Regions from separate parts of the Mus musculus genome. Here regions 2 and 3 are each linked to region 1. Evidence: chromatin loops called from intact Hi-C (ENCODE). Cell type or tissue: left cerebral cortex. All regions are shown on one strand. Each heading gives the region's core, and the rest is flanking DNA. Links, peaks and the distances in the headings are about the cores only.

What was found. Peaks named below come from ENCODE experiments on the same cell type or tissue, not always from the same donor. Only the 100,000 strongest peaks of a DNase experiment are listed, where the experiment ranks them.
Region 2: it touches region 1 in a loop (4-fold over the local background); 5 of 42 quality-filtered maps call a loop at or near these places.
Region 3: it touches region 1 in a loop (4-fold over the local background); 4 of 42 quality-filtered maps call a loop at or near these places.

Annotation. Positions count from the first base shown.
Region 1 is chr6:13,671,696-13,681,746 of GRCm38, reverse strand. Bmt2 (base methyltransferase of 25S rRNA 2) reads left to right here and starts at 3,781. Exons shown (of 5, transcript NM_175312.4): 1 at 3,781-4,067. The coding sequence starts at 3,914. In left cerebral cortex, for the core only: no CTCF peak of the experiment used is centred there; DNase peaks (open chromatin) are centred at 3,690, 4,242 and 4,467; H3K4me3 peaks cover 3,479 bases; H3K27ac peaks cover 1,618 bases.
Region 2 is chr6:13,829,968-13,840,018 of GRCm38, reverse strand. Gpr85 (G protein-coupled receptor 85) reads left to right here and starts at 77. Exons shown (of 3, transcript NM_001330667.1): 1 at 77-377; 2 at 840-1,459; 3 at 2,946-5,567. The coding sequence starts at 3,116. The coding sequence ends at 4,228. In left cerebral cortex, for the core only: a CTCF peak has its summit at 4,151; DNase peaks (open chromatin) are centred at 5,171, 6,536, 7,051, 7,469 and 7 more places; H3K4me3 peaks cover 5,261 bases; H3K27ac peaks cover 3,840 bases.
Region 3 is chr6:13,282,184-13,292,234 of GRCm38, reverse strand. No RefSeq gene overlaps it. Among named protein-coding and RNA genes, the nearest start is that of Gm725, 24 kb to the right of the region's middle. In left cerebral cortex, for the core only: a CTCF peak has its summit at 5,201 (motif pointing left); DNase peaks (open chromatin) are centred at 3,568 and 5,194.

The DNA.
Region 1 (10,051 bases), core at 693-8,692:
TATAGTTTATATTACATCCTTATATTTTTGCATAGTTGAGGAATCTTACACACACACACACACACACACACACACACATAACTAATGCTTTCAGAGTTCTTTCCCACAGCCCTAAGGCCCTGAAAGTCACAGCATTTACCATTTGCTAAGGGCATTACAGACACACTCACTCCTGGACTTGACCCTTTCCCATGACCATGCAATAGGGTATGCTTGTTTGAAATGTCACTAAATCTACACGGTACAACAAATGCTTTTCTTCATCAATCAGAACATTTATTTCAATTAGATAGAAAACCTGTTAATATTCCTTTTCTACCATAGCAGATGTACAGCTTGGCCCAGTATTACCAATTAGGCTGGAAAAAGGTAGTTGTAAACTTCCTTCATAGTGTGATCTAAGGCCATTTGCTATGTTCTGTTAAGAAAACTCAGTTTTGTTTTTTTCCAGGATATATAAGCCAAGGCTCAATCTGAATTCATACAAATTTTAAATAGAACTTAATATTTAATCTCCAGTTCTTAAGTTTCTTTTCAAGAAAGTCAGAAGTAAAAAAAAATTATTTTTTTCAATTTTCTTGGAAAATGATTGCTTATTATAACTAAGTTCCTCTTATATTAATATGTTACACAAAATATTATGATAAACAGAATAACTACTTAAGAAACAGCAAGAAGTTTCCACATACTTTTAAAATAGGAAGTTTTAAAAGATTCCTATGTATAATCAGCAAATAGTAGTACTTATATTTGGTAATAGTGCAGGAAAATAAATATCCATCTTCACTGCCAGAAGTGACATAAAGTCCTAGCCCATGTTGAAAGGGTGTTTTGACAACAGATATCAAAAGCTTAATAGGCATGACCTTTTGAATTAGAAATTTCACTTTAATGGAATATATATATATATATATATATATATATAGAGAGAGAGAGAGAGAGAGAGAGAGAGAGAGAGAGAAATTAAAAACAATGCAAAGGTATTAATCACATGTAATGTGATTTGTATTTCAGAAAAGTGGGTACAACATAAACGTGATGTGACTAGGGGTTAACTAATAAAATAGTAGATTATTCATAAAATAGATGACCACATATCCATTTGAGAAACATCCCATTTGAAGTTAATGCATACATGCAAAGGAAAAAAATGTTGTTTCATCTCACTGGTAAAATTCTAAGTAGTTTGTGCTTGTTTAATCCTTTCGCTATTTCTCAAATTCCCTTCAATGTTTTTAACCTTTTAAAACAGTGGATCTCAACCTTATGGGTTTCGACTATTTGGGACCTAATCATCCTTTTATGGGGGTTACCTAAGACCACTGTAACACAGATATTTATATTACAATTCATAACAGTAGCAAAATTATGAAGTAGCAATGAAAACAATTTTATGGTTGGAAGCCACCACAACACTAGGAGCTAAGTTAGAAGGTTCCAACATTAGGAAGGTTAAGAACCACTGTTTTCAAAGGTCTTGAAAGTCCATCTGCAAGTAGTATGAAGTAAAGTGTGAAAAGAAAAAAACTAAGAAACAAACAAACTCTGGACTGAAGAGATAGTTCAGCAGAGACTCCAAATTGAGTTCTAGCTTCTATGATGACTCACAGCTACATATACCTAACTCCAGCTGTAGTAACCCAATTCACTCTTCTGCCCCCAGAGGACATAGCATTTGCACAAACACATTCACACATAAGTAAATATTTTAAAAATTAAATAAAAATACACTATAAGACTTATTTTCCTAGATGGAAGTGTGAAACATTCATATTAAACAAATAAATACCTAATATTCACTACAAATGACATGTGTACCTAACTTTGCTGTGAATTATGATGTAGCTTTCAAATATTTTCAACATCATTTGCTTTTAATATTTGTGTGTGTTGGGGGAAGGAACCCAAGTTCTTCTTTTCTTCCCATGTAAGGCCACAATGCCTGCTGGTTCCTTGCTAGTTCTTGTAAGGTCACTTCACGATTACAGTTCTTCTGAAGTTTGTTTATTTTGGCCTGTGTCTAATCTACTTCTTCACAGTGATATTTCTGCTCCTGTGGTCTGGAAAGCATGTATAATGTTTTGTTGGTCAGAATCATCTTAACCAGGAAGTATCATGAAATAGTTACTGTATAAACACAACATGACCACTCCATTCCATGTTTGAGGGGAAGGTTTGTATGGTAGATAGAAAGAAGAGAACAAGCAGAGGTATCTGGAAGAATCCAGAGCAGAGAGAAGGGACAGCAAACTATACCTGAGCAAGAAAGAGCAGGAGCAGAGTAGAGAGTAATAGAAGGAAGGAGTGGGGGAAGGGGGTGAGGGGGAGGAGTGAAAGGAAGACCAAGAGAGGACCAAGAGAGGGCAGAAGAGAGGACCAAGAACACACATAGCTGAAATAGTAAGGGTTATAAGGAGAATGAGATGTTAGAAGAAAGGAAGCTATGGACATTAACTGTGTAACAGGCATTTGTGATGTGAGAGAGCCTGGAGGCCAGCATGCACTTCGCTATGCTGTTAGGTTCCACAGATAACAAATTATCCCTTCTGAGAATGGTAAAAGAAATGGCTCCCTTTAGCAGAAAGGAATCAGCTTCAACAATTCCTGAGGAATGTGGCTTTTTGTCTAACCCCCAGAATTTGTGGAAACAGCGTTTCCTTTGGACCCAACAGTGACATAAAGAGAATGTTACTAATATTACCAAGACATTGATCTGAAAGTTTCAATGCAACAATGTCTATACAATGTCTATACAATGTGATGTAACCAATAGCTGTAAAGTGCACAATCAGATACAAGTCATTCCCAGGTCTGCCTGATGCACTACCAGCAGCCTAGGTAAGTACTAGTACAGAGCGAATGCAGTCTCTTTTTGGAGATTGGGCTTCCATCTTTCTTAAACAAGTCGGCAATCACATACCCTTAATAGTGTTACACACAAATGAAAGAAGTTGGAAAGGGGGAGCCATTTACTGAATTTTGCATGGACTAGTGGACTAACTGTCCAAAATATGAGAGACCACCTGAGCAGACTTTTCTGTGGGTTCTGAGATGACCTACAATCAATGCAAGTTTTCCAGTAACCCATTCTTATGGTCATTACAGAAGTTCTACAGGGAGACAATATGGCCTTTTGGTGTTTTAACTTGTCCCACACCTCCTACTATTTTTTTTTTTTTTTATCTTTCTTTCCCGCAATTCATTGTCTTTCGTGTAGCAGCAGTATGCCAAGCATTAACCTGGGTTAGCTAAGAGAATTACATCGGGATTTGGTAGTTTGACCTCTCCTTGACCCCGATGAAGGCTTTCAAGTTTGGACTCCTTGAAATGTAAAACCCTGCGTAGCAGCCAAGTCTTCAAAGGGTATTTAGCTGAAGGGAATTGTAGAGGTGCAACAGGGTGCAGAGGGAACTCAGGTGGACGACCGCGTCCTGTGGCAGCATCACCCAAACTCCCAGCGGCCTAGGAAGTTGGGAGACGTGCCAAAGCTGGACCATACAATGAAGCTCAAACTAGGCAAATAACTCTGGGGCGCAAGCGCACCCCATACCACAGGCCTCCTCCCCTAGGCAGCCCCGGCTCCTCCGCACAGCATCCGGGGCGTGGCCTGGCGAGGAGCCCAGTGCTTTCTCCGCCTCCTTCAGCTGCTCCTTCCCAAACAACCCGGTGCGCCGCCGCTGCCCTTTGCCCATTGGTCCGCGGCCCTTTCCATTTCCACCCAGCCCTCCGCAGTTCACCAATCACCTTGCGCTATTGGGAAGACACCGCCCCCGAGGCCTTAGCTGTGGCTCCTCGGCCTCCTCCGGTTGCTGCCTCTGCTGCTGCCTCCTCTTCCCCACCTCCTCCGTCCGGGGAGAGACCGCGGGGCCCGAGGGGCGGCGGCGGCAGCGGCAGCGGCGGCGGCGGCAGCGCTATGGAGCCGGGGCCGGGTGGCCGAGGCGCAGCGCGCGGACAGCGGCCCCCGAACGCCGCGCAGCCCCGGGAGCAGGAGCGGAAGCTGGAGCAGGAGAAGCTGTCCGGGGTGGTGAAGAGCGTTCATCGGCGGCTCCGCAAGAAGTACCGCGAAGGTAAACAGGCATCGGGGGAGGGGAGGCGCGTCCCCCGGCTGGGTCAGCTCTTTTCAGCCCCACAGGCCACCATTGACACACACGGGGGCGGCACGTCTGCCCAGGCCGCGATCGGCCGGCCGGCCTCCTGCGGTCGGCTCCCGGAGCCCTAATGGGCAGTCGCCACCCGCCTAGGCCCTGTCCCCAGCGGTGGGCTGAGACCACTGTCACCGAGCCGCCGCTCAGAGGGAGGGAGGGGCTTTCAGGTAAGACCCGAAGAGGGGTGGGGGTGGGGGTGACTCCACCGAGAGACTGGCAGGAGCGAAGCTGCCCCTCGCTCTTCTGCGCTGGACCAGCCTGTTGTTCAGCCCGCTTGGCAACAGCCCCTCTTCCTCTTCGCTCCTTGGCAAGGCCGTGCCGAGGCCTCCCCTGCCTGGGCATCCAGGGCTGCGAAGTCAGCAGGCCCAGCGGAGGATCTCAAGGTGCTTCGCCTGCCGTGTTTCACTGGGGAGAGGGTGGCAGGTAGCTCCCCTCCACCGCAGCTCCATCTTCAAGTTTGTGGAGACAGTCCAGGAAGAGATCTGGGGCAGGTTCTTAAGAGACTGTGCAGGTTTGAAGAGTCTCTAAGCACAGAGACTCTGAAAGATGCCGGTGCCTTCGAAGCTGGCCAGAGGTGCAGACCCCGCTCTTCCATGGGGGCAGCTTTTCGTCTGGCGCATATGCCGGAACAGTGTCTATAGTTGAATTTTATGAATTATCCTGGCATTTTGTAAATGGGGGCTCTCAAACAAAGCAACTTTATAAGATTCGGAAGGTGACACTTTGCATTATTCTTCATGTGTTCAGGAAAAAAATTCTCATAAAGTGTTAAAATGGGCTACTTTCAGCAGATTTTTCTTTAGCTTAATTGCAAAATGAAAACTCAGCAGCGTTCTAATGTCAGTCTTTTAACTAGTTAATAATTTAGGTTAAAAGAGAAATTATGACAGTGAAGGAACAAAGACTTGTGAGATCATGTCACTTTTCAGTTATGCACACTTTTCAATTACTCTGAAAGTTCAGTCAAGTCTATCTTCCTTTGAGTGTCGTTGATGCATTTTATTCTTAACACTATTCAAAGTTCTTTCCTTGACAACTTAGCCCTGGCTTTTAATAGAGGCCATTTGATATCCCCAAAGATGGCTAATAGCTATTGTTTGATAGGTACTAATAGAAGAACCTTGGCAAGCATATTAAGGTATTGAATTTTTTTTTATTGAAGATACTTTAATTCCCAACCTCAATTCAATAAAATGAGTGGTTACCATAGCAACAGTTGCATCATTCTTGATAGTCACAAAATGCACTTACATAATGCCATTCTCTAGTGGTTTTTATGTTGTTTGAAGAAATGAAGAAATAAGTGGACCCACTTTTCTTCAATTTATCATGCCATTTTGTACAAATTTTCTGTGCATCTTTTAAAAGAAAATGACTAGTATGTAATTCAGTTTCTATTCTTAACCTTTTTGTAATAATTTCATTGTTATTCATTTATTCATAAACGAATAGGTTCCACTTAACACACTGCTAATGTGTCATTATCTCTTTAAGCTGCTGTTTATGCATGCTTAGTCTCACATGTTTAAACATGTCCTTACGCCCAAATTCTAACTAGGGGAACACTTGGTTCATAATGAGGATTGATACTTAGAAATTACCAGAATGGAGAGCAATTCAGTAGTTCAGAAACAAATGATCTGATGTGACTTGGGCAGGTAGAGATTTCCTGATAGTCTAAGAATTTGAATGAAGCAATTCTTTTGGCATTTTAATGCCCTGAATTCCATCAATGATTTAGATGTTTTATTTTGAAGGCATAGTATTGTACCGATGGTCTTCAGTCATAAATGTATTCTATAAGCTCATAACAGTTTTCTTATTAGGGAATGCAGTAAATTCTCACTTAAAATATTGGAATGTAAGCCATAATTTTCACTAATGGTTCTCAAGCATGGCTGATCTTTTTACATTCTCTGCATTTTTATCTCAGATCTACAGTCTTTGTATCTTCCTTAGGAACAGGAAATGTACTAGCCAGATTTAGTGCATATTCCAAATTTAATTTAATTAAGATCAAAGTAACTTTCATGAAGATGAAGTAGTTGACCATTAGTGCATACTATTTTATGGGAAATAGAGTGTCCATCTCATCTCTTATCCTAATATTGTTGGCATAGATGTTAGAATATAAAAGAACGTGAAGATAAGGAAGTAACAGTAAAAGTTGAGAAAGGAAAAAGGATATAAATTGACGGGTAGGGGCTGTCTATGGGAGTGGAGCAATAGGGAGTATAGTTTTCTCAGGGATATACTGGTAATGAATAGACTGGGGCAGAATGAAAGGGAAAACAGCAGTTACTGAAAAGTAAGAATACAAGTAAAGCTAAAGAATGTAGGGTAGAATAAAGTCTTCCTTGTCTACATCTCTGACATTGGATTGGAAATGCAATAGAGAGAAAAATGAAAACAGGCCCTTCCTGCTGTGGTGGGTTTTTCCCTCCATTGTTGTGATCTGTCCGACTGGTGAGAGTTGACGATGATGAGCGGGCTTGGTTGGGGAAAGGGAGCTGTGTTACGGAGGTGAGTCCGTCTGTTTACTGCACTTGGAACTACTTTTACTTCCAGATTGAGTTTAGATGAAGGAAAGTATGCTTGCCATATCAGGTATTTAATATCTTTGCTATACAGAATTTTGAAATTAGACTTCTATAGCAACTTAGAATATTTTAATTTGATTAGAGGGTATATAGACAGTTTATTTATAAGAAATTGCTAGCTTAATTTTGCTTTCCAAACAAGGACTTTGTTGATTAGTCAGACTTACTTGATCAGTGTACCTGACTAAGAACTAAACTGGGGCCATGTAGGTTTTCAGTTTTGTTTTTGCTTTCTTTGTAGTTTGGGGGTGTGTGTGTGTATGATGTATGTTTGTGATTGTACAGGTATGTATATGTGCATATACCTGTGATGGCTAGATGTCAGCATCAGTGTCTTCATCAGAGGTCTCTCTCTGAACCTAGAACTCACTAATTAGGCTAGGCAGACTGGTGCCTGGTCTTTTATATGGTGTTGGGGATCAGAACACAGGTCAGAACAAGGCAAGCACGTCAGTGATGGAGCCGTCTCTCTAGCTCTCACATCATTTGTAGCAAACACTTGAGATGAGAAAAATGTGGGAGAAATGGTAACTTTAAATTAGAGATCATTTAAAACTAAAACCAAAACAGCCTTAAAATTAATAGAATTAACTTATAATATTGATGTTTTGCATGAAGTACAATATTTGAATTGTTTTAAAAATTAGAACCATGAACCATTTTAACTTAAACTTTTCCTTCAGTGTTATCTCCACAGCTGTGTTAATAAATTGACCAACTCTGTGACCTCCAATACAATTTGAACTAGTTCTTTTTGCTTACTTTATTTTCAAGTGAGTTTTCACAGTTTTCTTTTCATGTTTTCTCCTAATTAATACTCATGATATAGAATCAGAAAAGTGTGTGTGTATGCACACATGCATATGAGAATCTTTGCTTGTTTGCTAAAATATGTAGACTCTCCATCAAAAGTCTAGTTAACTTAGCCCTAGACATTTTTTGCAGGGAGGAAATGAAAGGATAATTTCATTTAACATCAGTAACACTAAGGATTATCAGTAACAGGAGCACAGATGCTGTTGATTGAGTGAGGAGCACACAGTAGCTGTGCAGTGCATGTTACCTATTTGATTTTATCATTATGTCTCTGTTGTACCTCTGCAAGGAAGGTGGATAGAGTTCAGAAGATAAATACCGAAGTATAAATGTAAGTTCTTTTGGTATTTATCAGGCTAAAAGCCAATAATCAAACAAACCCCCAAATGTTGTGGTTTTGGCCTTTGGTCCATTTTAAGTGTTATCTTTGGAATTCTGTAGGGTATAACTGTCTATGACACTTCACAACTCAAAACTCCATAAGTATACAGTAGTCAAAAACTCAACACTGAAGTGGAAGCACAATAGTCTATAATAGGAAGTAATCTAGTGGAGGTGAGTTAGGTGGCTATGGACGCTCATCTGATTTAGAGTTGATAAAGACATAATAAATAGTCATGATGGTGAAACAAAAAATTAAGAATATTTTGAAGGGTAGAATAAGAAGTTTTCATAAAACAAGAGAGGAAAAGACAATGATAATGTAAGATTCTTTGACTGGGAAAGTGTAGGCAGCCATTAAGCCTCCAGCTTAGAAGTACATTATATATGGTTTATTCAGAGTGCTGCGAGAACACAGCAGACAGACAGATGGCGTAGAGTAAGGATGGGGACAGTGCTTGAGTATGGATGTGTTCTTTGGAAGTAGAAGATTGGAAGCCCTCTGTATGGAGGACAATGCATAACCCAGCAAACGCACTGCCAAGAGACTGACTGTGATGTGCTCAGTGCTGCTTGGAGCCTGCAGTGGGTGAGGGTGAAAGAAGACCGTGGAGCTGGCCCAGAACACAGGGAGCAGCCCCAGAAGTTGAGTTTCCTCAGTGCTAGGCTGTAACCCTGCACAAGCATACCTACTATTTATGCCTTATTTACAATAAAAGTACTCAAAGTGACAAGCTAAAGTCTTCAAGGAAAGAGACAATTAGGATTATTCCATTCTTTAAGAAACTGATTGGTTTTGAATGTCAACATTGGCCTAAGTGCAGTGTTTTGTGTATCTCCTGTTTGTAGCTTCCTGTATCTAATGTGATGATGCTTCTTCCCTTTTTTTTTTTTTTAAAGAATTATTTATTCATTTTATGTAAGTTAGTATACTGTAGCTGTCTTCAGACACACCAGAAGGGGGTGTCAGCTCTTGCTACAGATGGTTGTGAGCCACCATGTGCTTGCTGGGAATTGAACTCAGGACCTCTGGAAGAACAGTCAGTGTTCTTAACCTCTGAGCTTCACCCCAGCCCTAATGTGATGTTTCTTGCGCATTAGTGAGCATCACTAGTCTGTTAACTTTAAAATGCCGATTCTTAGGCCCCCAGAAAGCAATTCCATAAGTTGGATATTAGAATCTGTTTAACTGTTTCTTGTCTGTTTCTGATGCAGGTAACTGTTTTACCACTTTGTGGGGTAGGACACTGAACTAAGATTATTTAATCACACCTATATTAATATCTCATTAATACAGGTAAATGTTTCAAACAGCCTCTGTACATAAATCTCTTATAGCATTATATTAATTTAGAACAATCCATTGCTTGGAAATACCTTTTCTGTCATAGAATGGAAACTGTCACATATAACAAAATAACTTAAAATCATACTGTGCTGTTGAAAGAATAATCTCACATTTAAGACTTTAATCACTGACAAAGGCATTAAGAAATCATTGGAGCTCCCATTTTTAGTAGTTCTTGCGAATTTCTAAAACTAGCAGGATCCCAAGATATAAGATACAATTTCCTAAACACATGAAACTCAAGAAAAATGAAGACTGAAGTGTGAACACTATGCCCCTCCTTAGAAGTGGGAACAAAACACCCTTGGAAGGAGTTACAGAGACAAAGTTTGGAGCTGAGATAAAAGGATGGACCATGTAGACACTACCATATCCGGGGATCCATCCCATAATCAGCTTCCAAATGCTGACACCATTGCATACACTAGCAAGATTATGCTGAAAGGACCCTGATATAGCTGTCTCTTGTCAGAGTATGCCTGGGCCTAGCAAACATAGAAGTGGATGCTCACAGTCGGCTATTGGATGGATCACATGGCCCCCAATGAAGGAGCTAGAGAAAGTACCAAAGAAGCTAAAGGGATCTGCAACCCTATAGGTGGAACAACATTATGAACTAACCAGTACCCCGGAGCTCTTGACTCTAGCTGCATATGCATCAAAAGATGGCCTAGTCGGCCATCACTGGAAAGAGAGGCCCATTGGACACGCAAACTTTATATGCCCCAGTACAGGGGAACACCAGGGCCATAAAAGGGGAG
Region 2 (10,051 bases), core at 732-8,731, 160 kb before region 1:
ACAATATGTAAATTAACCTATATTATCTGTATGCTGATTGGCTTGACTTCCCCTGAATGTCACAATCTCACCACCCAGCGATGAGGTATTTTACTGCTGTCTCGAGATCGAATTATTACTGTAGAGAGATATTTTTTTCTATTTCATTAACAGATTATTATAAAGCAATAAGCTTGCAGGAAGACAAGCAGACGTTTCACCTTGGGAATTAATGAAAGCGTGCCTGCTAGCTTTTAAGGGGTGAAGAGTGGGTAGTTGTTTAAAATCTTACCCCACCCTCGCAAAAACTCTTTGGAAATGGGAGAATCGAGACGTGGATGATTCTTGGGGCGTTCCTAATCACCAGGTGTCAGACTATGTGGTGTTTGTGGACTGGTGTAAGTTTCCGGTATTCATCATATTCCTGGTATTATTATTTTTTAAATGTCTAATAACAAAAAAAGGGAAAGGGGAAACTCATACACTCCACCGCTTTGACATCAGCAACCTATTGGTCATCCCAGCTTGGAAGAGAAAGGAGAGTCTTGTTGCTTGGGGTGGGATGCGAGGAACAGCCATGTAAAATCTTTGTACTCCTGATCCATTAGTCACGTTCGAGAAGGTAGAATGAGTGTAGATCGGTTTTGCACTTGTCGCCTGAACTTAGCCTCTCCTTCCTTAAACGCAGATCTGCGTGCCTTCAAGAACAGATGACCACTGACAAAGACAAGGCTGCCCCAACCCGCTTCCCTTCTTCCCCCACTGGCAAGATTTTTGACTGTGCTTAATTTTTTTTCTTTCCTTTTTTTTTTTTTTTTTTTTTTTTTTTTAATTTTCATTCTTTCTTTTTCTCTCCCCAGCTAGCGTGCCAAATCAAAGATCAGCAGGGGGAAAAATCATTTGAGAAGAATTCTACAAGGCGCATCCAATGCTTAGCAGGACCACCCTGACAGAGAAAGGAAGACGATGTTTGGGGAAGGCGAGGGTTCGGGGCAGCTGGGGCGGAGGCGGCCGTCCGCGGCACGGTGGCTTCGTGCGCTGCCCTAGGGGAAGAGGATGGGCCTGAGGTCCGGGAAGAGCCTTCCCGAGCCCCCCACTGCCAATGCATGCGGGGAGGGAAAAGTTCCGAAGCTGCCTCGAGGGAACAAAAGCCTGATTTGGGGCCGGCTGAACTGGACAGGACTTTGAAGCAAAGCCAGCCTGCTCCGGAGACAGGCAGGGGTTCCTGCTGGCTCGGCGGAGGCCGGAGCAAGCCTCGCCGCCGCCCTCGCCACCGCGCCGCCGCCGCCGCGGCCCCTGCGTTACTGGGGGAGACGGTGCCGCTGCGACAGGGGAGGACGCGGCTGGAGCTGAAGGAGGCTCCAACGCGCAGGCGCCGCCGAGCCCTGCCTGGATGCTCAGTCAAGGCACTCAGGAAAAAAAAATCAGCAATTTATAGAAAGAAGAAGCTATAGTCTGTCGGGATATCCAACACCAACAGGTAGGAGGATATACTCTCGGTTAAGTTTGGGGGAGGGGGTTGCACCGTGCTGATGAAACTGCAGGTTCATCAGGATACAGCCCTCCCTGAGGGTTTTTTTTTTTTTTTTTTTTTTTTTTTGACAATAAACTGCATAATGGAAGTACATTCAGACAATGCATCTTCTAACGCTTATTGAGAATTCGGTTTCTGGAAACCTTTGCAAAGCTGAGGAATATGAGACTGCGAATCACGGAGAACCCTTCCCTTGCAGCACAGAAGCAATCTCTTCCCATCTTCGAGTATGTAATGCATATCTCTCTCTCTCTCTCTCTCTCTCTCTCTCTCTCTCTCTCTCTCTCTCTCTCTCTCTCTCTCCTTCCCTTCCTCCCTCCCTCTTTCCCTCCCTCCCTTCTTCCCCCTCCCTTCCCCCTCCCCCATCTCTGTTATAAATCCAGGGGTGGTGGATTTCAGGTTTCGTAATGTTGCATGATGCGATCGGTATTTACCCGGGGATGTACCGGTTGGGAAATTAACACCATCGGATGCAGTTCTGCCTGGGCTTCCATCAGCATATTCCAGGCAAGTGAGAAGTGGCAAAGGGAATAACAGAGGAAACTGATTTCCCTGGTGTGGCTCACTGGCACCTAGGAGACAATGTGCATTTTGTTTGAAAATAAAGCCACTTGTGATTTGCAACAGAGATTATCAGTGTAAATGAGAAAGGCTTAATTGCCTCGGAGATACCGTTTCATGCTATATTCATTTGAATATAAGGTTTACAAATGGAAGTGCATTATCCCTCTGGGTGTGTTTCCCTGGCCAGTATTTACATTTACCATTTTTAATAATCATGTAGCTTTAAAAGGGACAGGATTTTCCCAAAAGGGGGGTGGGGGTGGGGTAGGGAAAGAAAGACAAAAGATTAAATCACATTGAATCTCCGGATAGGTTTCTAGTCATTTTGAAGTCTGGTGTTAGAATTATGCTTCAATATTAATCAACAAATACTTTTATGCAGCATGTACAGGGGCACTTGACTCAAAAGCTATACATTTGCAGAGGATCTCTGCATGCATATGAGCTGAGAGGCTTCCTTTAAAATACTGATGGTATTACAGGAGCTCAGATAACTGTGGGGAGCCTGCTATCTGCCTCCTTTCAGCAACCTTGCAGATTCCATTGCAAAGCTGGGGGCTGGCATATTTTACAACTGTGGAACAATTTATTCCCTTCCCTCCTGAAGATGCCCAAATCTGACTGTATGGTGTCTAGAATAAGGACCCCGTTAAGTTTACCTAGTTTAGAGTACTGAAACAGTCAGTAAGTACTCTGACATCTCCAATTGCAGCTGAAGCAAACAGTACTGTTTAACATTGAAACTTTACTTGCTTCCTCATAAAGGAACAGCTTTGGGGCAGCACTGACATCATAACTTACCAACTGAAGAACTGATAGTTCTCTCTCTTTTTCTCTTCTTCTTTTTCTTCTTCTTCCTCTTCTTCAGATGTTCTGATGGCAAATCAAACGGAAGGCAAGAGGAAGCATGGCCACAGATCGGATCTGATCTCTTTGTGGATTACATTTTCAGTAAAATGTATGGATCTATCTTTTCCTTGTTCTTATATCTAGATCATGAGACTTGACTGAGGCTGTTTCCTTATCCTCCATCCATCTATGGCGAACTATAGCCATGCAGCCGACAACATTTTGCAAAATCTCTCGCCTCTAACAGCCTTTCTGAAACTGACTTCCCTGGGTTTCATAATAGGAGTCAGCGTTGTGGGCAACCTTCTGATCTCCATTTTGCTAGTGAAAGATAAGACCTTGCATAGAGCTCCTTACTACTTCCTGCTGGATCTGTGCTGCTCAGACATCCTCAGATCTGCAATTTGTTTTCCATTTGTATTCAACTCTGTCAAAAATGGCTCCACCTGGACTTACGGGACTCTGACTTGCAAAGTGATTGCCTTCCTGGGGGTTTTGTCCTGTTTCCACACTGCCTTCATGCTCTTCTGCATCAGCGTCACCAGATACTTAGCCATCGCCCATCACCGCTTCTATACAAAGAGGCTGACCTTTTGGACGTGTTTGGCTGTGATCTGCATGGTGTGGACTCTGTCCGTGGCCATGGCATTCCCCCCAGTTTTAGATGTAGGCACCTACTCCTTCATTAGGGAGGAGGATCAATGCACCTTCCAACACCGCTCCTTCAGGGCTAACGATTCCCTAGGATTTATGCTGCTCCTTGCTCTCATCCTCCTAGCCACACAGCTTGTCTACCTCAAGCTGATATTTTTTGTCCACGATCGAAGGAAAATGAAGCCAGTCCAGTTTGTAGCAGCAGTGAGTCAGAACTGGACCTTTCATGGCCCTGGAGCTAGCGGCCAGGCAGCTGCCAATTGGCTAGCAGGATTTGGAAGGGGTCCCACACCACCCACCTTGCTGGGCATCAGGCAAAATGCGAATACCACAGGCAGAAGGCGGCTATTGGTCTTGGATGAGTTCAAAATGGAGAAAAGAATCAGCAGAATGTTTTATATAATGACTTTCCTCTTCCTAACCTTGTGGGGTCCCTACCTGGTGGCCTGCTATTGGAGAGTTTTTGCACGAGGGCCTGTAGTACCAGGGGGATTTCTAACAGCCGCTGTCTGGATGAGTTTCGCCCAAGCAGGAATCAATCCCTTTGTCTGCATTTTCTCCAACAGGGAGCTGAGGCGCTGTTTCAGCACAACCCTTCTTTACTGCAGAAAATCCAGGTTACCAAGGGAACCTTACTGTGTTATATGAGGGAGCATCTGTAAATCTTTAGCCTTGTGAAACACTAACCCTCTCTGCTAAGCAATTGTGGCCTGTAGCCATGTCTGGAGAAGAAAACCAAGGATGGGAATCAGCAGTGACAAGGATTTGGGCAACATTCTGCAGTCTTTGCAATAGTTCACCTATAATCCTATTTTAAATCTCGGAGTGATCCTGCTGACTGCTGGCGAAGGTTTGTAATTAAGAAAGGACAGAACCACTGCCCTAAGTTTCTTTCTGTGGGTGAACACTAGATAACGAAAGTAGCAGGTGCTAAGTATCAGTGCTAAATGCTGTGTATATCATTACATATGAAAAAAAACTTCAAAAAACAATTAGCATTGGACATTTTAATAAATTAAGTTGACATGAGGTAAATGTGTTGATAAAAGCTAATTTTAGAAGTTTGAAGACTTTAAAACATTTCATACTATTTTTGTTTTGCAAAGACTACACTACTGGGGGACTTAACAGTACTGTAATTCTTAAAAGATGTGCCATGAATTATTGGGGTACACCACTTTAAACACGCCTTGTAAGTTTGGGGGAGCATTCCAAAGCAGTATATTGGTTCCAATTAGAGTTTACCTTTTTTGTATTAATATATTGCTATTTCTAAATACCACTTTCCTTCCCTACCAGTGAAATTGCTAGCATTGAACTGTATTATGTGTTTTTTGTTGATTCAGTAAAAAAAAAGAAAAAGAAAAAGTTTCCAGTTTGTTTCTATTTTACAAATGCTAGATATCTCTCTGGGAGGCAACATGAATGGAATCAACTGACCAGAGATGAGCAGTTCGAAAAATGCAGAATAAACACGTGTTGCCTTAAAGGGTTATCTAGTATCCTTCATCTTCTTTAGCAGTGGAGCAGTAGTCAAGAGGCAATGAATCAGTAACTGGTCCTGGCTGCTCATCGGGAAGTGCATGGAAGAGCATTGAATACTTGTCTAATGGTTTGGTTTGGAAATTAAGGTGCACACCATTAGTATAATGAGATTTTCTTCTGAGGTGTGCTGCCCATTCTAGTGGGGTCTAAGAAGCAGACAGTTGATATGTGTTTATACTGTATGTCAGCTGTCAGGGGCGCCCACAGCCTTCGTATGACATCTGGCATAACTTGTGAAGCATTTATTGTATGGAAGGCACAGTCTTCTTTATACTTTCTGCACATTCAGTGTATTGGTCCTTTAAATTATTTCAGTTTTAACTTGTGAAAGCTTATAATATGATTTCTGGTATTTTAGAAATACATTAGATTCTGTGAGTCTCATTCTTTAAGATACAGATGTGTGAACTTCAATATAAAGTTGCATTTGCCAAAATTTATCTGTGTAGCCTGTTAATTTTTGTGGAATAAATTTTACATATTTGGCATATAATTTTCTTTAATTTAGCATATAAGCACAAACTAGACAAATTTGCTTTATAATAATTTTATTTTTATAACTACTATATTTTGAAACTGAAAATATATGAATGATAGCAAAAAGCTGACTTAATATTTAAAAGCATTATTAAGCTTTTCAAATCCATTCCTTTATTTATTATTATATGCCATTAGTATTTACAAATGAATATATGTCTAATGGTTTGGTTTGGAATTTTAATATAATTATTGCATTTTAATGTATAGTAGAAATTTTGAGTTCTAAATCTATTGCTTTTAAGAAAGGCTTGTAGGCTCAGTATTACAAAGCCAGAGAAAGTTGCCATTAGTTCTATTGGATTTCCATAGTTTTGTTTGCTTCTGGAGGGATTTTGTTTGTTTGTTTTTCTTTTGTATAGGAAAAATAAGGTTAAGAACCTAGTAAAACAGGATTTCTCACTGATATAGTATTTATATAAACAGAATTTTAATATAAATAGAAAAAAAACAAATAACTGACAATTTCAATGTCTATGCAACTATAAAGTTTTTGCTCAAGCCATTATTAGTGAGCAGTCTAACCTCATTTCTACACCAAAGCTGATTTGATCTGGGACAAAATTGAATACACAGAGGTGAGGCGGATCCAGCAATAAAGGCTCCTTGTTGGTACTAGAACCATTACCAAAAACACAATAAAAACACGGTTACCAAAGCATGATCTGCTAACATATTTCCATCTCAAAATTTGCAGGAGAGACACATGACATTGATTATTTTCATGACGAACTTTGCTTAAAGGTTCAAATATCAATCAGAAATGTCAGCAATGATCTTGAGGCCAGCAAACTTGGGTTTCACCAACCCATACTTCCATTACTTAGATAAGTGAACAGGTGTGGATCAAGGGGATTGGTGATAGCACAAAAGAGAAAGACAAGTGATTTTGCCTGACTCCACCTAGCTACTTGGACTATAACTCAGTTTGGATTAGTGACTGGTCCCAGGAGGGGATTAGTGAACACAGTTAACTCTAGTGACTGTCTCTCTTGAACAACTTGAAATTTTCAGATGAAGGCTGAATCAGTGGATCAGTCACAGCCTCAGCTACCAATCAGGTTTTTAAGCCAGTAAATAATCGTAGTAATAAAAAAAAGTAAAAGTCTTCCCCAGGGTCTTTATGACAAAAAATTTTGCTATTTTGGTAACCCTTTCCGTAGTCAATAAAAACAGTTGGTAATTAATTCAACTTGAAAAGGTTACTAATCCTCAATCCATAAAAATACATTCTCACTGGGGAGTCCAACTTCCCATGGAGAGAGACTCCTCATCAATAAATAATGGGCTCTTCTTGGACTAATTACACTACAGAGCTGAACAGTCTTCACATGGTTTTTCCATCAGAGTGGTAATGTTTTTCGGTGGATATGCCTGTGCTCTGCCATCTGGTTCACTTTGTACACAGTAGATTTTTATGTTCATGGCTGTGGAATCCCATGCAGATATTAACTAAGGCAGATGGAGGTGAGTCGCTTGTCTGTTTTTCTACATAGGCTTGAATTAAATAACAAAATGGATTATAATTGAAAAACATTCATTGTAAATAGGAAAGTCAATTGACTATCTTCTTTACATACTAGCTAACTGAATTTCAACATCATCATACTCTATAGAATTAACTGATCTGTCATTGTTAACAATTGGAAATAGCCACATTTCTATGGATGCTCATCTGAATAGTCTCCTCATTTACCTAGTAAATCTGTTCCAAGCTCTGGGTTTCATGTTGTGAGTACTGTGGAAAACATGACAGAATGATCTCTTATTGAGCTTAGACACCTGGGAAAGGATCAACAGATATGGAGTAACAGTCGTGTGTGCTAAAATCATAAATACTCCTAGAGCAGCATCAGAATTAATGAGCACAAATTAAGTGTTTGCACCTTCTCTCTAATGCCTTATCTCCTGGTTTGCCTTGGAATCTTTTATATGTCCTACTTTGTCAACTCTGGGAAGACGTTTGCTACTTACTAAGGAAAATGTCAGGATCCTGTCACTCAAGCTTCGATGTATTGCTGACACTGTGTTTTGGGAACAGCTCCCATGTTGCTTACAGTTTGTATAAAGTCACAGAGGAACATAAACCTGAAGCCTTTCCCCACCCCACTGTGTCCTAATTGTTTACTCCCACGGGACATAATTCAATTCCTTCAAGAGACTTGGAGATGAGTCTTTTCTGCAATAGTCAAGAGTTCTCTCAAATTACCAGGAAAATGTCTAAGTACAGTCAGATGACAAAACTTGTCCCTGTGCATCTTAGTGATTAGCATGGGGGGCTGGTGGGCGGGGGTGGGGTGGGGGGAGAGGAGATCTTCCCTGGTACCAACCAGAGAGGGAAACAATATGTGAAATGAGTTGCATTTTTATTATTCAAATATCCTGCCCCTGTAAGATTTCGACTGTTCCTTATTGGCAAGGTGAAAGTACAATTGCTGAGCGTCCTATAGCTTGAAGTTGGTTTGGACTCCAGCAGTTATTTCCATTGCGAGCATAATGACATATATGTATGTCATTTAACTACTGAACTAGGCTGCCTCTGTGATCCTGCTGGGAAGTGGTACATTGAACCCAAACTCTTCACTTTGCTGTAGTCACCATTAGACAAATTGGGGGTTTTATTCTATTTTATTTCATGTGTAGCATAGACTATAACTTGTTTACACACAAAATTTTACCTTGTATAAATTCCATACTAAAAAAAATTTTTTAAAAAGAGCTAAAATAATAGCTCATGCTTTCAAACACCAGCTAACAACACTAAAATCAAAGTAAAGTCAGTGAGTCCGAGTTATTTATAATTTTCAAATCTTATGAGTTTGTTTTTCCATAAAAAACAAATATATTACTTTTATCTTTGATAATAGACTTTTATGAATATTTTGAATGGAAATTACAAGTTCTATTATCTGTTCATTAATGAAAATGATATTGTCCTTCTCAATTATGGCCATGCATTGATTCTGTGACTTCCTTCGACCTTCGAAACCTTTGTTTATCTCATATTAAAATGATAGAATTGCTCAAAGCTGAGGTGTGACTCCAAAGCCCTCACAGTACTTAAAGATAAGACGCCATTTGTAAATAAATGGCCAGCTTAGTTTTGCCATAAATCAAAATAGTCAAGTAAATTAAGAATATTTTTGAAAAAACAAAAAAGAGCAACAGAGGGAGATAGGTTTGGAGTAAACCAGATTGACAAAACTTTTGCCTTGTGATGCAATATTCCAAAAACAAATAATAAAACCAAAAGCCTTTAACTTTAAAACAAGTTACATAAATAAGGCCTTGTTTTTAAACAAGGAAGGGAGCTTTTGCATCATCTCCTTTTGTCAATAGGATGTTGCCCATTAGCTGCTACTTTTTGACTTAAAAGGCTTTTAAAGCCAGCTTCCTCTCACCAAGCCAGGAAGCAGATGAAGCCCCAGATCCTCTAAGGCTCTGAGATGAAGGCCAGGAGAATGTTTCCCTAGCCCAGGTCAGGTGGAGGGTCACACCTGACTTTTACAACCAGTTCCCACCTTTGGATGCCTCAGGACACATCATCCTAACAGCGTGGAAAATAATACATTCTTGACACAAATAGTAACACTGACATTGTAATTCAGGGCAAGTTTTATGAGGTTTTGATAACTAGTAAGGGACTGAAGCATTTAACAGTGTGTGGGTGCCCACTGTTGACCATAGGATGTGTAAGAAAGGTACCTGTTATGCCACAGTCAAAGGATAATAATACCCAAAAATGTTCAAGTTGGATTGAGAACTGAGCTTGAAGTAGGCAAAGCTAATCACTTGATTCTTTTTATAGACTTAGGGAGCGGGAAAAGAACAATTAAATAAATGAAGCAGAATTTGTTCTTTTGTCTTTCATCAAAAAACGTTGAATTTAATATTGTTTTTCCCATGAAAACTTCTTTTTCTAATTTCTTACCCTTTTGCTAAGTATTTGTTTATTGAAACATAATTTTAATGTGATAATCATTCACTATGCCCCTATTTTAGATGGACTCTGTCAAGTGATTTTGCCTTTCTGATTTATCAATAGAAATGGGATTACAATAGCTTATGAGTTCTGGAAGTGTTGAGAGGATTCAGCAGAAGAGTGCCTTTGCCGCCCTGGCAGAGTCTAACATTTTAAATAAACTTTACTTTATGCTACAAAGGAGCCTCATCATCTCACACTGAAGACATCGACAGAGTCTGAGACAATGTGCTAAGTGCTGTGAGGGAGACAGGTGAGATAAGTGTTAAAGCAACAGAGACAAGCAATTAACTCTGTGAAGGTGGGAGAAGGGAGGTGAGGGAGGAAGAGTGGCAACTGAACACACGGGCTTTGCAGGGTAGTTTTCATTTCATTGGCTTGACAAAGTTAATGGAGCTGTTCGGATA
Region 3 (10,051 bases), core at 952-8,951, 390 kb after region 1:
GCCTTTTAGGAAAGGGAAAACCAGTTTTCTCCAATGGAGTGTCTTCACTGGGTATATCGACCATACTCCAGTGCAAGTTCTATGTCCAGGAGCAGTTGCCCAACACAAAATGGACTCCATGTTTTGTTTGGTTTTGTCTCTTTGTTTCATTGTTTTGATTTTGTGGAGTTTTTTAAGAAAGTGAAGTAGAAAGAACCTTAAGTTAAGTGGGGAGAATTTGAAAAGATCTAGGGGGAGGGTAAATAACATAGTCGAAATATATTGGATGAAAACATATAAAGAAATAACTCAAAGAGTAACCACTGTCTAGTTTGTACTCAGTTTCTGACCCTCATGATCTCCACAGTGTCCCAAGCCTTGACCTAGTAAGGACCACTTAGAAAAGAGTCAGTCTTTTGAATGATCCTGACAAAACAAACTTCCAGACTTTAGAGGAGGGGTTGTCAGCATTCTTCTTTCCTACAGATTTTGTATGCCAAGAAGAAGGTTGGTTCTTCCAAGTTAGACAATTAGTTCCCCTACTCTTTTGGGCAAAGTGAAGACAGTTTGAGTTACATGATATGTGCTATGAGGAGGTCTACCACTACCTCAAATTACAGATTTGGTCCCTTATGGCTCTACTCATAAAGTTGCTATTAGGTTCTAAGGATAAGAACTTAATGGCTATTAGGTTCTCAAATGAGAAAAACATCAAAAGTGGTCTTAAGGAGTACTGCCAGGGACCTTGATATATAAGTAGAAGCAGATAGATACATCAGTAGAAGTTGTACCACAGGCTTCAGGCAGAATAACTCTTGTCTAGTCAAGGTCTGTGCACATATCCACAGTTATTAACAGGAGTTAATAAGGCCCAGCAATGCAATTTTCATTGAGGTAGCTGGGAAAGAATAGAAAGGAAATATCTGCTCCGTCCTTACAGAGCATAGCATGTTAAAAGTCACTGGCTGCCTAGAGACATGTGAGAAACAGAGTAGTTGAAGAGGGTGACCTCTAGTTTTGGGGAAAGGATGCACCAAGTTTGAAGCCACCACTATGGAGGTACCATTATGTTATCAACCTGAAAGCTTGGTGTACTTGTTTTCAAAACTCCAGCAATACCTGCCTTTTACTCGGTGACACCTCCTTTCCTTCCCTGGCTTTGGTGACTTTTGCTTACCTTACAGTTACCATCATCAGGAGACCAGCCTAACAGTGAGTGGCAACTCAATCACTTTGTAGAGGCAGAGCCAGGGTCTTGGGAACTGTCACCTATTGAGAGAAACATAAAGTGAAGAATCATACCTGGGGGGAGGGCATCATAGCTCTGTTAATCCCCCCAAAACACTTTTACAAGGAAAAGGTGAAAGGCAGACTGAGGCTAAGGTTAAGTAATGGATATTACTAAGCAAAATTTCTTGGGTCTGCTAAGGAACTGAATATTAGCAAGTTGCGGCAAGAAACTGACCTGAGATCTGTATACCAGAGATACTGATAAAGAGTGAATTGTGTAGCAGATACTATTGAGATGGGAGAGATTATGAACTAAAATTGAGCAAAATACCATTCTATGTGAAATAAATTGCAGCCATGTTAATTGGTTTCATCGACTAGAAAATAATCCACACTTAAATGGTAAATAAACCCTATCTTGCATGGTGATAGAGTGCCTCTAATAAGGTGGAATTCTATTAGAGATACTATATAGAGTAGTTCCTCAAAAGTGTCTGGTAGTAGGAGGAGGCCTTTCCAAGGTCATTTCCTCATCTCAGAGTAGGGCAGACAGGGAAGGAAGCTGTTCCTAGAAACTCCACCCCATCTCCAGGGTCTACACATCAGTCACCTCTCCTACCTCTGCTACCAGTTCCCTTCCTCCCACTGATGCAGATGGGTTTCTTTGGCCACCACTACCATTTTGAGGTCAGTTAACATTGTAGGATGTAGACTTCTCATCTGAAGTTCTAAATCTGATTTAACAACCCCATTTCTTCTCCACGTCCATCATCTTGCAATCCAGTTGCCTATCTTACTAACAGCTCCTCTACTCTCAATCACCACCAAATTGATTTTTACTCTTTATTCAGTAACCTTCTCCTTATTGTACAGAGTAGAATTGTCTTCAATCCAGAGAGATGGAACCTTTGCTTTGTGCTTTTGGGACACAATCTCTATTTTCTTGTAATGACTGTCTCTCCGGATAAGTGTCTGTACCCTGGAGACCTGGGCCACAGACGATAACCTATCAGTGTGATGGATGACAGAGCTACTGGTCATGTTGTCAGTTGAGTCTCCAGAGATACTGCTGTGAAGATAATCAACTTTATCTACAGGATCAGGCCTCAGTGAAAACCCCAGACACCAAGGGTTCTGTGAGCTTCCCTGGTTGGTAGAACCTATAAGGATTGTCACATGTCATAGCCACCGACCACTGTCCATGACTACTTTGTAAAAGGATAACTGGAAGGTGAGGCTTGGAGCTCATCTGGACTCTGATTCCTAACTTTCTTCTATCAGCTTGTTTTCATCTAAAGCAGTGGTTCTCAACCTTCTTGATGCTACATGACCCTTTAATACAGTTTCTCATGTTGGTGGTGGCTCTCAGCCGTATAATTATATTTTTGCTACATCATAACTGTAATTTTGCTACTATTATGAGTCATAATGTAAATACCTGATACACACGCTATCTAATATGCAACTGTTTGATGGAGGGAAGGAGTCATGACCCACAGTTGAGAACCACTAATGTGTAACGTTTTATTTCCACAAACCTTAAGAAATAATTGAATATAATAAATGACTAGTATGAATCCTCACTAATTATCAAACTCCAGGGTGACCCTTCCCCACCCTTCAAACTTGAAATTAATCATAAGCCTCTCAACAGACTTTTAGTCTTCTGCTTACTGGATTTCTGTCAAATCTTGACAACTCTCCTGTCCATCCAAAACAATTATTTTTAGTACAGCACAGGCCTTAGCTTTTATATCTTCTGTAGAGACTTGTGATGATTCCTTCTGCCCTAAAGGATCTGCTTTAGGAGCCATTACCACCTTCCTGTCTAGGCTTATCCCTTACCAATTCCTCCTTATACTTGAAGCACTAACTATTCTGAGTTCCTTTTAGTTGCTCTCTGCAATTCATCCCTTGACTGGAGGCATGAACCTGTCTTATTCCTTCTGCCTGGAACGCCTCAATTTCATACAGGTAAATTCTATACATCCTTTAACTCCACGTATTCCACAACACATTGCATTTTGCACAGCTAACTTTTTCACACAGCCTTTAGGTAGAAATAATTCAGAAAATACTGGACAATATATTGAGGTTTATAAAGATGGCTGCAATCTCTCTCATTAAACATATTCTCTGGAGTCCTCAGATGTCAGTGGATTGGGTTTTCATGTTGTGAAGCAGCTCAGGTATCATAGAGAGGCCATGTGTAGGTGCTGCAGCTGATAGTCTCTGCCCAGGTGCCAGACTTGTGAGTTGGGACACCTCCCACAATTCCATTTCCCAGCCACTTGAATGTTTTTGGCAGAGATCCCAGACACTGCATCAGAGAACTGACCTCAGCGTGCTCTTCACAAATCCCTGATCCACAAGGTGTTTGAGCATAACTAGGTGGTGAAATCACTCCCAGGGCATATGCTTGCACAGCACCAATCATTTATATACTTTCCTTGATTGCCCAGGTGTTGATTAGCCTCCCATTCTCTGGATCCCCATGGTATCTTGAGCATCTCCCATCTGACCTCTCCATTCTGAACTGTCTTCCCAGCTTACTCATCTCTCCTGCACACTAGCTGTTAACTCTGAGAAGGCACAGATCAAACTCATCTCGTGTACCTGCATGTTTTCAGTACTTCGCAGAATGTCAGGCACAAAAATAACTGTCCAACAAGGACTTGCTAAAGGTGTCAGCATGGCGGGAATATTCTCATCCAACTTGTTTTTCACGTAGTAAAGCGCTGCTGGGTGATGCAAGGGTTAACACGTACCTAAGCTTTGTTCTACTACAAAATATGTTTTCCATCTGTGAATTTTTTATGAAAGCAAGACAATGTCTGCACTGGAAGAACTACCCAGACAACAAGGAGGTTAAGAGGTCTAGGATATGCTCTAGGTAGTAATGATTCTAGGGAATTTAGACTACAGAGAGACTCACGAAGCAAAACAATAGCTGCCTGACCTTTATCTAAGGCATGGAATTAATTATTAATCATACAGCCTGACCCAAACCTGCTGAGGCTAGAGTTGAATTCTGATTTCAACAGAGGCCTTTATGACACTCAAAAAATCCAGGGAAAAGGGCAAGAGTATCATCCAGAGGGACGATGACGAGATCAACGGATAGGGAAAAAACAGAGGCTATTAATGGAGAAATCAACACTTCCTTCACAGACACTAGACAGAAATGGAAGCACTATAATGCCTTGGTCAAATGAAAGCCTAACAATATTATTTAACTTTATTTCCTGTTAGAACTACAAATAAAGGTTTAGAATTGAGTTTTGTTAGATGAAAAACAAGGATTTCTTTCAACACAACAAACATTTAAATAAAGCAGACAAAGGAGGCTGAGATTCAAATTAAGATTTCCTCAAACAGAAACAGGAGATTCAATAACAACTACTTTGTCAGAAAAGAATATTTTGAGATTTTCCTTTGTCCCACACTGAGTTTTCTTTCTTGAAGTATTAATATGGAAAGACAATTGTTAACAAAATAACAAATTCTGACAAGGGAAGGGATGGTGTCCTACAAAGCCCTTTTGTGGCCAGAGAACAGGGCCCTTTCCAAGGTTCCCAATGAGTCTTTAAAGAATTAAATGGCAAAGTTTAATGAATTTTGCTGTGCCATGCTAAATACTTTGATAATGCAAAATTCAATAAAGGAGATATGTATAAAAAGCATGAAATATACAGGAAGTAAGCATATTCATGATATAAGATACATACTCAGTTTAGTAGTATTTTTCAATGTTTGGAAATGATTTTTCTGAAATTTGAAAACCTTTGAACTGTTTTATTTGGAACCTAAGTTAAGTATTCCATCAAATGCAGTCTCATATTTTTGCAACAAAACCCAAATTCTACTGAACTCATATGTGGTGTGGTATAGAGGCATTTTCTATAACAAATTCAATTCTTTTTACTTAAATTTCTTTCTCTTCTTCCCAACATGGCTGAAAACCAAAACCACAGTAAAATCCTGCCACCTAGTGACAAAAATTGTCATTTCTTAAAACTTTTGTTGTTTTCCATTAATTAATTTATTTACTTTACATCCTGATTGCAGTTTCCCCTCCTCCCAGTTCCCCCTCACAGTCCCTCTTCCAACCCCCTCCCTTTCTTATCTGAGAAAGGGAAGGAACCCCCTCCCACCCCACGCTCCGCAAGCACCCTACCCCAGCCCCAAGCTCTGCATCGCCCTCCACTCCATCCCCTGGCCCCACTCCCCACCCAGGGTATAAACCCACCCAGTCCCCTCCTGACAGGCAGGACTAGCCACGTCATTTCCCACTGAGGCCAGACAAGGCAGCCCAGTTGCTGGTACAGGACCTACATGCAGGCAACGGAGTCAGTCTGAGCCTCTGCTCCAGTTGTTAAGGGACCCACATAAAAGCCAAGCTGCACATCTGCTACACATGTGTGAGGCGGAGGAGGGGGGGGGGAGAAGATTCAGCTCAAGTATGCTGGGTGGGATGGGGGAGGCTGCAGGGTGTCTATGAGGATAACTCTAGCTGAAACTCCAAGTAGTTGGAGATACGGAGCTTGAAGTAGCCACCTCCTGTAGCCACGCAGAACTCCCAGTGAAGAGATAAGGGCTCCACAACACATCCACAAAACCTTTGCAGGATAAACATGGAGCAGAGTCTGAGGGATTGGCCAACCAATGACTGACCCAACTTGAGACTCATCTCACAGGCAAGAACCAATCCTTGATACTATTAATGATACTCTGTTATGCTTGTAGACAGGCACCTATCATAACTGTCCTCTGAGAAGCTCCACATAGCAGCTGATCAAAACAGATGCTGAGACCCACGGCCAAATATTAGATGGAGCTGAGGAAGGCTTGTGGAAGAGTTGGGGGAAGAATTAAGTAACCTAGAGGGGATAGGGACTCCACAAGAAGACAAACAGAGTCAATTAAAAACTGTCATTCTTTATTCTGCATCCATATCTGAATATACATTATCTGTTAGATCACTGCTAACCTGGCAAGATGGCTCTACAGGTGAGGGTGCTTGCCACCAAACCCGAAGATCTGAGGACCCACCTCTATGGTGTAAGGATGCAACCGGTCCCTGCAAATTGTTTTTTCAGCTTTACATGTAGGTCATGTCTAGCACACACACTCAGGGGGAGGGGGTGGGGAGTGGAGAACAAATATAAAAAATAACAACAGAGAAAAGGGTTTGAAAGGAGGAAACAGCAAGGATATTGTATGAGAAGAGCAACAGGGAGTTCTTCTGGAGAGTGGCAGTTGGGTCTGCTGATCCACACACTCTCCATCAGGGTTTCCAGAGATCAGGGCAGCCACGCCTACACATTCTACCAAGCAAGCTTGCTGCCCACACAACTATGTTTTCTAGCCTTCTAAATACCTCCCTTTGTTTTAAACACTTTATTTCCTGAGGAACAAACACAAGTTGGAAGTAATCCAAAACCAACTAAAAGTTACATGAGAGGACAGAGTTTTTAAGGGATTAAATCAGTAAGCTAAAAATGGCAAGTGTAGTTAAGAGAAAGAAATGATGAAGATGGAAGAATGTAGGGTGGAATTTAGTCATTACTATTGTGTGCATTCAACTTTCAGACATAAAAGACGAAAACTGAAAGGCATAATGACTTAAATCATGGCTAATTCTAATGCAGGGACTTTCATAGGCAAAAATACAAAATAGAGCATGATAAAAAGACCCACAGTGGCATGAATTCCAGAGAACACATCTGGTTTATTAAGGACAGAAAACTCACCAGCTGGGAAGTTCCTATTTTCTAAACCTCCTGATTCAGGGACAGCACTGATCACTGCACAACACACCAGAAGCCTGCAAACTTTCTTTTTTCTTTTCTTTTTTTTAATTAATTAATTTTTTATTAGGTATTTTCCTCATTTACATTTCCAATGCTATCCAAAAAGTCCCCAATACACTCCCCCCCCCACTCCCCTACCCACCCACTCCCACTTTTTGGCCCTGGCATTCCCCTGTACTGGGACATATAAAGTTTGCAAGTCCAATGGGCCTCTCTTTCCAGTGATGGCCGACTAGGCCATCTTTTGATACATATGCAGCTAGAGACAAGAGCTCTGGGGGTACTGGTTAGTTCATAATGTTACTGTGCAATTTTGTTAATATCTCTAAAGCGGGAGATTTTATGGCAGACCTTGTGCTTAAATAATCTTCCCTTACCATCTGAAAGTCTCCATTATATATATATATATATATATATATATATATATATATATATATATGTGTGTGTGTGTGTGTGTGTGTGTGTGTGTGTGTGTGTGTGTGTGTGTGTGTGTATAATTTAAATATATAAATTACATATATAAAAGAAATGACTGGGCTCCATGGATAATGTAGTAAGCTGATACTAGAGAAATGAGAGATGACCAAAGGTAGATATCACTAGTATGCAGTGACCTCTCTGGATCCAACAAGCATTGCTTATGAACTCAGTGCAGTTTGTGCTATCGTGCATGTACTAGACAACCTTGCAGCAGCTGTTCAGGTACAGCTTGGGCAGAAGAAACTAGACACCATGGAGGGGGTCATGGAGAGAAAGAAAGGAGTAAATCTCTCTCTCTCTCTCTCTCTCTCTCTCTCTCTCTCTCTCTCTCTCTCTCTGTCTCTCTCTCTCTCTCTCTCTCATTCTCTCTCTCTCTCTCTCTCTCTCTCTCTCTCTCTCTCTCTCTCTCTCTCTCTCTCATGTTCCTCAGATCAAAAAGAGAGACATTTTGCCAGGAATATGAATGGTGAGAAGTATTTTACAATCTGAATTTAGTGTAGAATGAATTGTATCACCAAGACCTGTGGGAATTGTCTTTTTTTTTTTTTTTTACAAAGTAATGTTAACAACAAGCACATTTCAGAGAATGCATATGAATACAACAATATCATTAGGAACCAATTAGTAATGATTCTTCACTCATGTGTTCAAAAATCCAACTCTGCCAGTCACTACTGGACACCAAGAATTCTAGATAGATAAAAATCAGCAGGATCTCTGCTTTCATTATGGTGTCAGCTGAGCTCAAGGCTGCTGCTACTGCTGACTCAAGAAGCACTTCCTGGTAGTAAGAGTGGGGTCTCCATAGGTTCCTGTCTGAATACTTGATCCCAATTAGTGGATCAGTTTGGGAAAAATGAGGGGGTGTGGCTTTGTTGGAGGACCTGTGTCATGGGTCTGGCTTTGAGATTCAAATTGGACCTATCATGACTGCCCCCCGAAAGACCCAACAAGCAGCTGAAAGAGTCAGATGCAGATATTTGCACCCAACCAATGGACAGGAGCAGCTGACCTCTGTGGTTGTATCAGGGAAAAGCTGGAAAAAGCTGAGGAAGAGGGCGGCCCTGTAGGAGGACCAGTACTCTCAATTAACCTGGACTCCTGAGATCTCTCAGGCACTGGACCACCAACCAGGCAGCATACACCAGCTGATATGAGGCCCCCAGCACACCGAGGATTGCTGGGTCTGGGTTCAGTCAGAGAAGATGCACCTAACTTTCAAGAGACTGGAGGCCCCAGAGAGTTTAGAGGTGTGTTAGGGTAGGGGTTGGGGGGTTAGGACATCCTCTTGGGGACAGGGGGTGGAAAGGAGGTATGGAATATGGAAGAATCAGAGAATGAACTGGGAGGAAAATAAAATCTGGAGTGTAAAAAATAAATTAAATAAAAGAAGGCATATATATATGGCTTTTCATACACACACACACACACACACACACACACACACACATATATATATATTGCCTTCCATCAACCTCAGTGTGTCCCCTCCACCTGTTGATTCAAGATGTAAGCTTTCAGTTTTTCTCACCACTATGCCTTTGCTCTACCCCCATGGACTCCAAGTCTCTGAAACCATAAGCCTAAATAAATATGTTTTTATACACTATCATTAGTAATAGTGATTTTTCAAAGCAGTAGAAAGTTACTAAGACACATGATTTGTAAAATAATGGAAATAAAGAGATCAAAAATAGCAATTCTATAAGACACTGGCATAAAAATATAGTAAGTTTACCCCAATATCCCATTAAATCAGCCCATTAAGAACCCTGACTCCACACTAGGGGAGGAGTCCTCACTCTCTCTGCGTCAAGATAAAACAGAGTACCAGCCAGTGCACTGTCAATGTGAATACTGCTATGCCTGCCTGCGGGAAAGCTTCACAGTTCAAACTAATCTCAAATCCTAATTAGATAAGAAATGTGAAATCTGACTGACTTTGGAAGTGCATCTCACTATTATTGGGTAAAGAGCCTATTTTCACTAACAATAGATTTTTTCACTGACAGACAATAGCTTTTTCACTGACAATAGCTTTTTCCAATGACAATAGCTTTTTTAGCTACAACGACAAGATATCTAGATACATGCTTAACTAGGGAAGTGAAAGATTGATAAAGTGAACAAAACATTGGTGGAAGAAACTAAAGGCAACTAAAAATGGATTAGAAGAATAAAGTTGTTAAATTTTTATCACCATCCAAAAGAATATTAAAATATTAATGGCATTCTTCCCAGAATTGGAATCCTAAAATTTATAAGCAATGACAAATTCCAAAAATCCAATGCAAACTTCAGAGAAAGACAAAGAGAGAGAGATAGAGAGACAGAGAGAGAGAAAGACAGAGACAGACAGAGAGAGAGAGAGAGAGAGAGAGAGAGAGAGAGAGAGAGAGAGAGAGAAGACAGGAACATATCAACATCTAATTTCCAGACACAATAAGATAAATAGGTACATAAGTGGCTGGAACAGACCAACGAAAAGGAAAATGTCCCTGCATCTCCAAGCAACTACATTCTCGACAAAGATGCCAAAGTATTTACAG